Regions from separate parts of the Homo sapiens genome. Here region 1 is linked to region 2. Evidence: chromatin contacts called from ENCODE Hi-C or POLR2A ChIA-PET data. All regions are on one chromosome and are shown on one strand. Each heading gives the region's core, a stretch centred on a gene start or an enhancer-like site at or near the end of the contact. The rest is flanking DNA. Distances are from core to core; before and after follow the strand shown.

Region 1 (6,106 bases), core at 3,021-5,520, 600 kb after region 2:
AAAATAACAACAATATGTATATTTTAACTTAAAAATACTTTATTGCTAAAAAATGCTAATGATCATCTGCACCTTCAGCGAGTTGTGATCTTTTTGCTGCTGGATGGTCTTGTCTTGATGTTGAGGGCCTTGCTCTGGATTAGGCTTTGACTTACAGGAATGTTGTGGCTGGTTTGATCTTCTGTCCAGATCACTGAAACTTTCTCTACCTCAGCAGTAAGGCTTTTTTTAAAAATCATTCATGTGTTTACTGGAGTAGGACTTTAAATTTTGCTTTTTTTTTTTTATCATTCGTGTGTTTATTGGAGTGGGACTTTAAATTTCTTTCAATAACTTTTCGTTTGTATTCATAATTGACTGGTGTAAGAGGCCTAGCTTTCAGTCTTTCTCTGCTTTCGATATGCCTTTCTCACTAAGCTTAATTGTTTTTAGCTTTTGACTTAAAGTGAGAGATGTGTGACTCTTCCTTTCACTTGAACACTTACATGCTACTGTAGGGTTATTAATTGGCTTAATTTCAATATTGTTGTGTCTTAGGAAATAGGAAGGCCTGAGGAGATGGAGAAAGACAGGGAATGGCTGGTCAGTGGAGCAGTCAAAACGCACACAACATTTATTGATGAAGTTCACTGTATTCTATGGGTACAGTTCATAGCACCCCAAAACAATTATGATAGTAACATCAAATATCACTGATCATGGATCACTAAAACAGATATAATAATAATAAAAAAGTTTGAAATATTGTGAGAATTACCCAAATGTGACATAGAGGCACAAAATGAGGACATGGTGTTGGCAAAATGGCAGCAATAGACTTGAGCAGGACTGCCAGAAGTCTTTACTTTGTTAAAAAACAGTATCTGCAAAGCACAATAACACAAAGCACAATAGAGTGAGGTGTGCCTGCATTTACTTCTGTGGCTCACATTATATTTCTGCTGGGTAGTGGTCGTCCAGATCCCTCCAATTGCCTTTAGCACTTCTTAGCAGCAATCTTCTATGACTACTTAGATACTTTAGAATATGCATTGACAACTTGGATTAGCTCTAAGCTTGGAATTCACAGCCAGGTAACGCAACAGCTGAGGTGTTTGCTTTATATAAGGACCTGTGAAAGCAGATTGGCAACTGCTAAAATAAAAACCAGAACCCAGGCCAAGACCTCACCCCAGTTCACACCAGCAAAATCTCAGAAATTCCCTTTATGTTTTTGCTAAAATCAACAATTAATGAAGCCAAAAGTCTGACACTGATAACTGAAAATAAGCATTTTTTTTTTCTTTTTCTTTTGGGATTTCAAGTACAGAAAGACAAAGATAAAATGAACTAATAATCTAGCCCTTTCATAAAAACAAAACCACTTAGATTAGCAATTATGCCAATTTGGGTCCTCTGAGAAGCAGATGCCAAGACAAGGTTGATTTTGCTAGAGACGTGTTGGGAGAAAAGACTGTGAAGGATAAGGGGGTAGAAACAGGAGATGGCAGACAGCCTTCAGACCATGTGTGCTGACCTGCCACCTGTGAAAGGAGAGAGGGAAGGAAGAACTGGGCAGAGCTCCTCGGACTGCAGCACATTCCTCAGAGAATCCTGGCCAGGTCCACAGGAGTCCCTGAATGCAAAGGCTGCTTGTTGCAGGCAGCCTATGTCCAGCAGGAAGGGGCTAGCACTTGTTCCCACCACAAGCAGCCCAGGGGAGGTGTGGCCTTGATACCAATAGGGAGGCAGGCCCCAAGGATGCTAACTGGGGCTGGCAGTCAACTCTGCTCCCTTTGGCATTTCCTCTTGGAAGAGAGCTAAATGGTGCACTGCCACACCATCAGAGAAATATTGATCTCCAATATTGGATATTGTTTCAGATTTGAGGTTAAATTTACAAGCCCATATGTCCTTGTGTTTTTCTCCACACTATGTGATTTGGTGAAGAAACTGGGTACTTATGTAAACCAATGTACTGACCAGAGTCACAACACCAGATTCTATTAGTCTTGGCTCTGCCACTCTCTAGACACTTCACTTACTTCAGCCTCAGTTTGTTATGGATAATGATATCCACCTTGTGAGGTTGTTGTGATCATTAAAAAGGATAACATGTGAGACAGTGTTTCACAAAGGTAAGATTGTTTGACCACTTTGTTCATATCCTGATGGTCCCACCTGATTTCTGGAATGCTAAAGAATTTCAAAGGCAGGTAATGCCATGTTGAATTTTCTCAGCTATCAGAAAAATTTGGCTTGAAAATCATATCTACCTATGAAAAGTCGTCTGAAACTCATTCTAGTTGATCCCGTTCGCACAACATTCAGGGCTTTCTTGCAGTTATTTCCTCTTACAGCACTTCCTGCAGACATTTCCAAGGAGGAATCCTTCACTCCACTCCAGTCTCTGCTCAATCGATGTCTCCTCCTAGGCCTGCCTTCGCCAATAGCAGCTCCATCACCTTTTGCCCTCTCCTTGCTTTGTTTTCCTTCATAGTACATATAAGTTCTCGATATTATAATGTTTAACTATTAGTTGATGGTAGTCTTCCTTATTAAAACATAAGCTTCATGAGGGTAGGGCTTCCTCTGTTTCATTCACTGTTATATCCTTTAGAATGCTACCTGGTGTCGGGTAAGGAATTGACTTTTTTTAACTGAATGAAATTCACATGTGGTTTCCAAAAGGAATGAAATGGCAAATGAGGAATTTTTCATGAATATCCTGGTCTACCTTAATGGTAAGTGGGAGAGGAAGAAAGACGCTAATTATAGAATACCTCAGATGGGTTCAGCCTCTTCCTCAGTCAGACCTTTCACCGGAATTGCTGGCAAGAAGCAAATGGACAGGTTTGGCACTCATCATTCTTCCTTACTCAATTTCTCTAGGGGAGGTGGGCAAGGGTTTTGTAAAGACTCATGGTAATCATGTGGTAACACAAAACTGAGTAAGAGCCCTGTCTAGCCCACCAGTGGGACACTCAGCCTTTGAGGGTCAAGAATGGTTTTGTCTGTTTTAGCTTGTCCTGTAAGTCATGAGCAAAGACACAAGTTGTGGTGCAAAGAAGAGAAAATACTTGCTTTATTTTGACCTAAAGGGCAAAACTGGCATCACAGAATGGCTGACGCCTACTGCTTAGGTCTATCCTGCAAAAAAGGGGCTATCACTGAGGGAGGAAGAGTTGTTCATCCTTCTCAGCATTCAAGCTGAGGGTAGTGTCAATCTAGAAATGTTGTAGAGGTGGTTACTGGCTGAGTGTAGGGGGTTCAGACTAGGGGAACTTTGTAGTCCTTTCTCATTTACTGATTCTATGAATTTGAGTCATCTCTGAGCTAACAAATTGTTTACTTAGAAAGTCAACAGAGAGAAAAAGGGACATGGGATCATCAAGCACCCAGATGGAATGCAATAAACTCTCATACTGGTTTATTTAAGACAACTTCCTCTTGTCTTAGCCAAGAAATAATCTGTGGATCATCCTCAGTTTGTAACTGCCTTCAGAGTGATCTATGTTTTCTGGGAGAGAGAAAGCTTAACCCCAATCCCCCAGGACTGCAGGGATCCCTGCAGGTAGAGGGGGGACAGTCTGCCAAACACAGAACCCCTCTGAGAGAAGAACAAAGGGCAGAGCTGAAATTCCAGCAGTCATCTCTCCTTAAAGGTTGCCCTTGTTGCCTCCATTCATGGAGGAGAGAGTTGGCCCCATTCACTCAGCAGCACAAGTCTGATTCTCCTGATAGTGTGGTGAGTAGACAGTGCAGAGGGCCTGGGAGACAGAAGACCCAGGTTCTATTCCCAGTTCCACCTCTAATTCACTTTATGACCTTGGTCATGTTGCTTGACCTCTCTGGGCCTCAAATTCTTTTCCAGAAAATGAGAAGATTGATTTAAATGATCTCTAAGGCTCCTTTGTGTGTATGTGAAAATATGACTGGGGGATTCAGGGAAGGCTGGGTACTTGTTCCCTTTTAGAGCTGTCTCTGAAACGCAGCTTAGCATTTGGCACTGGGGGTGGGAAACAAAACAGAGAATCAGCCTTGAGATGTGACAGACCTGTGGGCTGCCTGTCCTGTCTCCTTCACAGGGCTCTGGGGCGTCTCACATTTCCTAGAGTGTAGCTGCCTCATGGAAGAGGGCAGAAGGCCTGGTGACAAAGCAGCAGATCTTGTCAGCTGACTCCCCTGCCTTCCATCCCCCCACTGACCTCGGAGTGGTGAGTCACGCTTCGTCACCCAGGGTTACTGGCAGCAGGCCCCACACAACTTCTTCAGCTTGTCAACACCCAGGATAGAATAAATCATCAGAGACCCATTTTTAGCCAAGAGTGAAAAATGAAGTCACCAGGAAAAGCAATAGAAGATGCCAATTAGGAATGCAAATAGGAAGCGAGGGTTTGTTGAAGGACAGGGTTATCTTCGCAGGGAGCCAATCCCCGGAAGGCTGCAGGCTTCTGGATTTGCAGTCTGAGTTTGCAGCATCTGGTGAGGAGGGCTCTGGGAAGAGGCCCACAGCTGGGTGGGAGTGACCACAACACTTCCTGCCCTCTTCCACTTTCAAAACCACATCAGCCAGGCTGAGGGATCTTAGCTTCTTCTTGCTCCAGGAAGTGGGTCTTAGAATTATCACATCACAGGGAATTAGGAGGGAGATGCTGAATTCTCTAATCTAGTGACTTTCCTGTCTTTTGTTCTGTTTTATTTTAGGAGCAGGACAAACAGGGAGGGGAGGGTTTGCAGCCTGCAGGCTGAGCCTCCCTCTCTTTTTCTTCCCTACTCTGGGCTAGACTAATTTGTCTCAAAGGCTCTTCCGCTTTTACCATTCTGTAGTTCATTGTCAGATTTCAAAATAACACATTCCAGCAGTGTTGAGCATGTGGGCAAATTCTGATGAAATAATACCATTTCAGTAAAAAGAAAAAAACCCGGTTCTGTCACTTTTATTAGCTATGGGATCATAGTTAAACCTCAATTTCCTTATCTGTAAAATGAAGAAAATAAAAGTACCTATCTCAGAAGGTCTTTGGGAAGATTGAATTAAGATAATAAAGGTCAACTCTTGCTCAACACAGTCCTATCCATAAACATAGGCAATAGTGTTGCTGAATAGAAAATAAAAGCTGGTGGGACCCACGGTCTCCTAGGGAGACAGTAGGAGCCGGGTGCTGCTCCAAAGTCTGGGGGCCCATTCTATGCTCTGTGGGTCTCCTGAAGGGACTCAGTGAATTCTCGGAGGAGACACCTTGCAACACGTTCCTGTGCAAATCCTGCAGGAAATCTAGGGGTTTCTCCCTGGACTTGGTTGGCTTTAACCCCTTCTCCTGGCCTCGTGTATGCCCCACTTCAGGAGGGAGGACAGCTTCAGTAAATGCACTAGGATCCAGAGAGGTAAGTAGCAACTTGTTTATGCAGCCATTCATTTATTCACTCATTCATCCAGCAAAGACTCTGTACCCATCTATACGTGGCAGTGCAGCCAAGGCTGGGAGGATTCAGAGATGACTGAGCCTGGGTCTTTCTCTTAGCAGCTGTGGGGAGGGGCCAGCTTCCTCGGGGCTCAGCTTTTTTCTCAACTCCCACCTTGTCTCCTCCCTCTCCTGCCCATTAGTCTTGGGCTCTGGTGATTTTAACTTGAAAATGACCCTTATATTCATGGGCCTCTTCCTCCTAGGCTGCTACTTGAAACCCCAGAAGTGGGTGAGATTGCCAAAGGACAGAATATCCGGAAAAGAGAATTTACATCAGTGTGAAATCTTGGGAAATGTGTACATATGAAAGAAGGATGTAGAAAAAAAAAAAAAGGCTTTGGAGGGGGCAGGCACTGGTGGATGTCCAGGTGTTACACAGGGGGTGGGGGAGCCCAGCTAAGGCTGCTGGATGATGAGTAGCCTGGGGAGCAGCACACAGGAGCAGGTAGGTTTGTGCTTTTAAGAAAAGCGGACTGTCTAAGCAGGTAGTCAGCCTCAGGCTGCAGATAGGACAGTGGACAGGGTTCGGTGGCCAGAAATTCTCGGGGCTGGATGATTCTCAGAAGTCCAAAGCTGGGGAGCAGCATCAGATTTCAGGCTTCTGCCTCTGGCCAGACCCCAGTCCCGGCAATGAGGCGGAGTTCTGCCAAGAACAAGGC
Region 2 (6,288 bases), core at 974-3,473:
AAAAAAAAAAAAAAAAGAAAAGAAAAGAAAAATTAGCTGGGTGTGCTGGCATGCTACTTGAGAGGCTGAGGGGGAAGGATCACTTGAGCCCAGGAGTTTGAGACCAGACTGGGCAACAACGTGGTGAAACCCTGTCTCTACAAAAAATACAAAAATTAGCCAGGCATAGTGGCAGGCGCCTGTAGTCTAGCTATTCAGGAGGCTGAGGTGGGAGGATCACTTGAGCCTGGGAGGTTGAGGCTGCAGTGAGCCATGATCACGCCACTGCACTCCAGTCTGGGTGACACAGTGAGACCCTGTCAAAAGAATAAAAATAAAAACAAAAACAAAAAAAAGAGAGAGTGTAACTGTAAGTTCCCAGATAAATCTCTTAAAATCTTGAGGGCTGGGCCAGAAGATTTTTTTTTCTTTTTTTCTTTTTGAGACGGAGTCTAGCTCTGTTGCCCAGGCTGGAGTGCAATGGCGTGATCTCAGCTCACTACAACCTCCGCCTCCTGGGTTCAAGCGATTCTTCTGCCCCAGCCTCCCAAGTAGCTGGGATTACAGGTATGCACCACCATGCCCGGCTAATTTTTTGTATTTTTAGTAGAGATGGGGATTCACCATGTTGGCCAGGCTGGTCTTGAACTTCTGACCTCTAGTGATCCACCCACCTCAGCCTCCCAAAGTGCAGGGATTACAGGCATGAGCCACAGCACCCAGACTTTTTTTTTTTTTTTGAGACAGGATCTTGCTCTGTTGCCCAGGGTGGAGTGCAGCGGCCGGATCTCACTGCAACCCCTGCCTTCCGGGTTCAGGTGATTCTCCTGCCTCAGTCTCCCGAGTAGCGGGGATTACAGGTGCTCACCACCACACCCGGCTAATTTTTGTATTTTTTGTAGAGACGGGGTTTCTACTAAACCCTGTATCTTGGCCAGTTTGGTCTTGAACTCCTGACCTCAAGTGATGGGCCAGAAGATTTCTAAGGAGTCTTGCATTCTAAACTTCTATTATTGTGAATCCAATGTTGTAGCAGAGACAGAGCTGGATTTGGAATCAGGAGCCTGGGATTTGAGCACAGCTCGGCCACATACCAGCTGTGTGAACATGGGCAAGTCATTTAATCTCTCTAAGCCTCACGGAGATTTACTTGACAGACTTGGGAAGGATTAAGGGGGTTACTGTACGTCAAAGTGCCTTATAAACTGTAAAGAACTACCCTAATGTCAGGTATTCTTTTATAATGTCCAGTCTTCCTTTTTTTTGAGCCAATCAGAAAAAGTAACCTAAAGTGAGTCAGATCTCAGGAATTTAAGTTGTAAAACCAGGAAATACAGTATAGTTAATTGTGCATCATAATCACCTTATGGAATTTATAGAATCGTTTTATTTTATCAATGCTTGCACTTTGATAATGAATAATACAAGGTAAAATTACAAATAGGTACTCACTTGTACAGGCCGATCCTCCATAAGAAGATGCTCACTGTTCTTGGAATCCCAAATTTTGGGGGGCAAAATAGTGAACACAGTATATGATAACGGCAACAAGTACTTATAAGCTAGTTTTCTCTTTCATTGAACAATTTCGTGTTGAGCCATCAGGTCTACCGGGGAGGATAGCAAACCTGAGGCCAACAAGAAAGAAGTTTTCCTGTTTTTCAAGTGAGGAAGGGCAGCCCTAGAATAACCTAAGCTGCCATGGGCAGGGCGATGATGTTTTCTCCTGAGACAGCCAATGAGCCATGTGTCAAAGGCCAGCCCTTCCTATTCTTTGGACTAACAGCCCTAGAACTGCTTTGAGGTCTTTTGAATGGAACTCGGGGAACCTAGTTCGTTGGTGCACACCGGCGACAATTTTTCGATTATTCAGCAGAACTGATAAAGTATTTCCTTGAGAGGTTCAGCGCGCGCACGCGCCCCCTCGGTTTGTGTTGAGTAACGCGCGCACTATGTCATTCAGTGCCCGCACATCGTTGTTGCTCAAGACTCAAGACGTTGCAAGAAAATGGCTAACGAAGCGACGAGAGAACGGCGGCGCGGCGGACGTTGCTGCGGTAGGACGTGCCCGACCTCCCAGTCCACACAAGGGAGCGCACCGCCCAAGTGGCCGCGGCCCGCTCGACCGAGCGCGCCGCTGCCGGTCCCTGCGCCAACGCGCACGCGCGGCCGTCATCCGGGTGCTGGCGGCTGCTGCTGCAGGTTGCGCTAGGGTGGCGGACCGGGGGAGGGGCCAGCGGCTCATTGTGCGCAGCGCTGCGCGGCGCCGGCGGCCGCCGAGGCCTGGGTGGAAGTTGGCGCTGCTGCCGCCGCCCTGCAGCCCACTCGCTGCCTCGGCAGCGCGCTGCTCTTCTAAGATGGCTGCCGCTACCGGTGCGGTGGCAGCCTCGGCCGCCTCGGGTCAGGCGGAAGGTAAAAAGATCACCGATCTGCGGGTCATCGATCTGAAGTCCGAGCTGAAGCGGCGGAACTTAGACATCACCGGAGTCAAGACCGTGCTCATCTCCCGACTCAAGCAGGTGAGGCCCGGCGAGGACCGGAAAGGACCGGGAAGGGGAACTTAGGCCGCGCCTCGGCGCCCCGCTTCCGCCGCAGCCTCCGGCTGCCCGCAGCCGCTGGGACCTGCGGAACGGCATGGTAGGGAGGCCAGGGGCGGCTCCCGCGAGCGTGGAGGACGGGGACCCTTCCGCGGTGCCCCCGCCCCGCGCCCCGGGCCGGGCCGGGCCTGCGAGGGACCGGCCACCGCAGCCCAGCGTGCCTCCGCCTCCCCGGGACGTCCCCGCCAGGCTGCGAGGGTTGCGGCCGGCCGGCGCGGCCTCCCAAGGGCGATCGCGGAGACCTGGGAGGCGCTGGCTCCCCAGCCTTTAGCCATGGTGAGCGTGTGCATTTCTTGGCCTCAGAGGGAATGGTTACTTTGGTGACTTCTGCGAAGTTACCGTTTAATTGTGCCCAACCGTTTCTTCCCCATCTTGAGGGGGAATTGGTAGTGGGAGTTGATGGGTGGGTGACAGAGTTTTTGTTTTCCACTAGGCTTTTAGTTTTTGCATCAGCGCAATAATTACTTTTTCTTTCCTGATTAGCTTTCTGGTTTGAGTGAGCGTTGGAATTGTAGCAGAGGAGCAGTAAGTTTGCATTACAGAAACTAGGAAAACTCTTTTTAGTTATTTACTTTAGTAGCTAGCAACTTTTCTGCAATAGAACATATTTGGATTTTTGGCCAGTATGATGTGATATTTAATTATCTTGACACGGTAGAATTTAAAACTCCTTGCGATTTTGATACCTAATGATTTTTTTCCCCTGAAAGTTTCTCTCACTCTTTCGTGTAGTTTAATTGCTCATTTTTGAAGTCGGTTGATGAAATGACTGGCAATTCTAATGTCTTGAGGCTTGAGGTTTGCTAAATTTTTTTTCATTTCGTTTTTATAAAATAAGTTTAGATAGATTGTGTAGCATATTAACTTCTCTTTCTAATGTAGGCTATTGAAGAGGAAGGAGGCGATCCAGATAATATTGAATTAACTGTTTCAACTGATACTCCAAACAAGAAACCAACTAAAGGCAAAGGTTGTTACGAGTTATGAACATGTTTTAAAATATATTTTGGTTATATAACTTGCCTCTGCTCTTGTGCCTCTTGCCCTGTTTATATAGTGCTACTCTTTGCTATTTCCCTCTGGCAGTCTGCCTTCTTGGGTCAAGGAAGAAAAGTTACTGTTGCCAGGCTTTGGGTGACTTGTAGCCCTTAAGATTCGGCTGAAGCTGATTAGAAAGTGAGAACAGTTCTTTATTGCTTCCGGAAAAAATTACAAAGTCAAGTTGTGTAATGATGCTTCATAGTGTGAAGACCTGAATAAAATACAGTTTAACACATGTCTACCTTGCCCCACAATTGGCAGAGTTTTGATGGAATTCCTACCAAATCTTTTACCTTGCCTCCTTGCTGTTTTCTTTAGTATATTAAAATTCTATAACCTTTATGTTTAGTACTTTGTTTGACTTGGTGAACTTAATTTGCATTTATGCCATTATACCTCCTAATTTTTAGTGAAATTCAAAAAGACCTCACCAATCATACTAACAAGGTAGAGGGAAAAATCCATGATTAATTAGCTTAAAAAAGTTTTAAATTATAGGGATGTTAAAGATTCTTATTTTTAACTTTTAAGCTAGAGCAAAATATATTTATTTCTAGGATATAATGATTTAGTGACTAGCTAAAAGTGGTTTTAAATGAACGTTTTGCAGTATGAATGGAACTTAGGTATTTTTTAAAGCTTCTTGGTAAATGAAACCTTTATTTGAATAACTGCAAATTTCTCCCTCCTATAAGGACAGTGGCAGAGGGTGGACATGATATATCTGGATTCTGGTCTTTACCTACAATTTTCATGCAGAGTTTGTCATGAACAGCTGCTGCATTTTTTGTAATCTAATTTTCTTTACTGCTTTAAGTGATCCAAGTGTTACTCCCAACCACTGAATGATTGCAACTAAAATAAAATGAATGGATTAATATTGAAAAGGGAATATTAAATTTTGATCTTAAGCACACCTGGGTATCAGAGATGAGGACAACTCACTATTTTAAGTCTTCCTAGGTTAGGAGAGTCCCCTGTTTGTGCCAAAGGAAATTGAAAAGGGCTAATAAGCATTCCCTGGGAGAGGTGGGGATGTAGTTTAGAGAAGTAAAAAAGTTATCTTAAAGGTAGCTTTTAAGATAACTCTGACTCAGTGTATCACTTTGAGAGATACATTTTCTGTATTTAAAGAAGCTTGTCATGAGAAGACTGCCAACAAACCAGAGGCTATTTCAAAATGGAAAACGATAGAAATTCAGAAATAAGTATATCAGGAATTAACCATGTGTCTTGCAGTAGTTTTGATTCATATCTTTTACCTAGCATGCTGTGCTAGTTTGACAGGTACTGTGTATTAATCATAGTCCCAGGTTGTTTGAGTTGACTATTATTTTAGCATTGAAAATAAACATGATTTATTCCTTTCTCACCTACTTTTAATTTCTCTGTATATCCCTTTTTCAGTTTTGACTAGGAACATCATTTATCTCTTATTATTAGAAATAATTTCAGCAATATAAAATTTTAAGGGTTTTTTCAATACATTTTATGACAGGTATATATATCTATATATATGATATATAGATTATATATAGGTGTATATATATCATATATGATATATATATATATTTTTTAATAGGGTATTGCTCTGTTGCCCAGGCTAGAGTGCAGTGGTGCCTAGCTCTTTGCAGCCTCAAACTCCTGGGCTTAAGTGATCCCTCCCACCTTAGCCTCCCTGGTAGCTGGGACTACAGGCATGTGCCACCACAACATTTTAAATAAGTAAACATTATTTATTTTTATCAGTATGTTTGCTAATTTTTTTCTTTGTATGGGTTATACTTGAACTTTATTCCATAACTCTGATGTTAAGAGGTCTTAAGGTATTCAGTTAGAAGTTGTAACATTTGGGGGCCGGGTGCAGTGGCTCACGCCTGTAATCCCAGCAGTTTGAGAGGCTGAGGCGGGTGGATCACCTGCGGTCGGGAATTCGAGAGCAGCCTGGCCAACATGGCCAAACCCCATCTCTACTAAAAATACAAAAAAAAAAAAAAAAAAAATAGCTGGGCATGGTGGCGCGCGTGCCTGTAGTCCCAGCTACTCGGGAGGCTGGGGAGGCTGAGACAGGAGAATCGCTTGAACCCAGGAGGTGGAGGTTGCAGTGAGCTAAGGTCACTCCACTGCAGTCCAGCATGAGACCCCATCTCAAAAAAAAAAGAAGTTGTAACATTCAATCATTTGTTTGTAGCAGGCCTCATTCTAAGAGATGCATGACAAAAAGCTCTAGTCTTCTTGAAATCCGGCTATCATTGTTATGAAAATCTTGTGAATTACAAAGAATATAATGTAAATCTCCAACTCCAAACAGTTTGAATTAATTTACAATAAAGATGCTTATTGATTCAATTATTTTATTTTTATTATTTTTAATATGAGAGATTTTGAACCCAGTTTACTTATTAAAGAATGCTCTTGTCTCAAATTCCAAGCGCTACTGATCATCTTTAGAGCCAGTTTTGCTTAAATGCGTCATACCAACTCAGTTCTAGCCTTCTAAAATGGCAGAGTTCTAAAATGGCAGAGATGTTTTCTCTGCCATTTTACAAAGTGATAAGATTATTTTAGGCCGGGTGCAGTGGCTCATGCCTATAATCCCAAAAGGCCAAGGTGGGAGGATCGCTTGAGTCCAGTAGTTCAAGACCAGCCTGAGCAACATAGTGAGACCCTA

Evidence for each region. Hi-C counts contacts between places; a loop is a spot of excess contacts on that map. ChIA-PET counts read pairs that join two places held with the same protein, here RNA polymerase II (POLR2A). Pooled maps may share reads with other maps.
Region 1: a loop to region 2 is called in a map of gastrocnemius medialis, with 11 times the contacts of the local background. The contact joins the enhancer-like site here to the promoter of SLTM in region 2. A Hi-C loop is called at or near these places in 5 of 168 maps with a recorded cell type or tissue (PC-9, ascending aorta, chondrocyte and 2 more), 2 of 37 single-sample maps with no recorded cell type and 15 of 50 pooled maps. POLR2A ChIA-PET finds 5 or more read pairs at or near these places in 1 of 52 experiments (IMR-90).

What each region holds. Positions count from the first base shown.
Region 1 is chr15:58,330,440-58,336,545 of GRCh38, reverse strand. No RefSeq gene overlaps it. Among named protein-coding and RNA genes, the nearest start is that of LIPC, 98 kb to the left of the region's middle. RefSeq lists enhancers at 4,022-4,316, 3,473-4,672. Within about 2 kb of position 4,270, at least 36 of the 41 ENCODE cell types and tissues checked have a DNase peak (open chromatin) inside an H3K27ac peak, as active enhancers do; they include IMR-90, PC-9, ascending aorta and 2 more, where a contact is called at or near this core.
Region 2 is chr15:58,929,614-58,935,901 of GRCh38, reverse strand. It overlaps SLTM (SAFB like transcription modulator), which reads left to right and starts at 2,223. Exons shown (of 21, transcript NM_024755.4): 1 at 2,223-2,498; 2 at 3,459-3,546. The coding sequence starts at 2,337. RefSeq lists enhancers at 1,777-1,866, 1,887-2,026, 2,317-2,556 and silencers at 2,057-2,236, 2,607-2,866.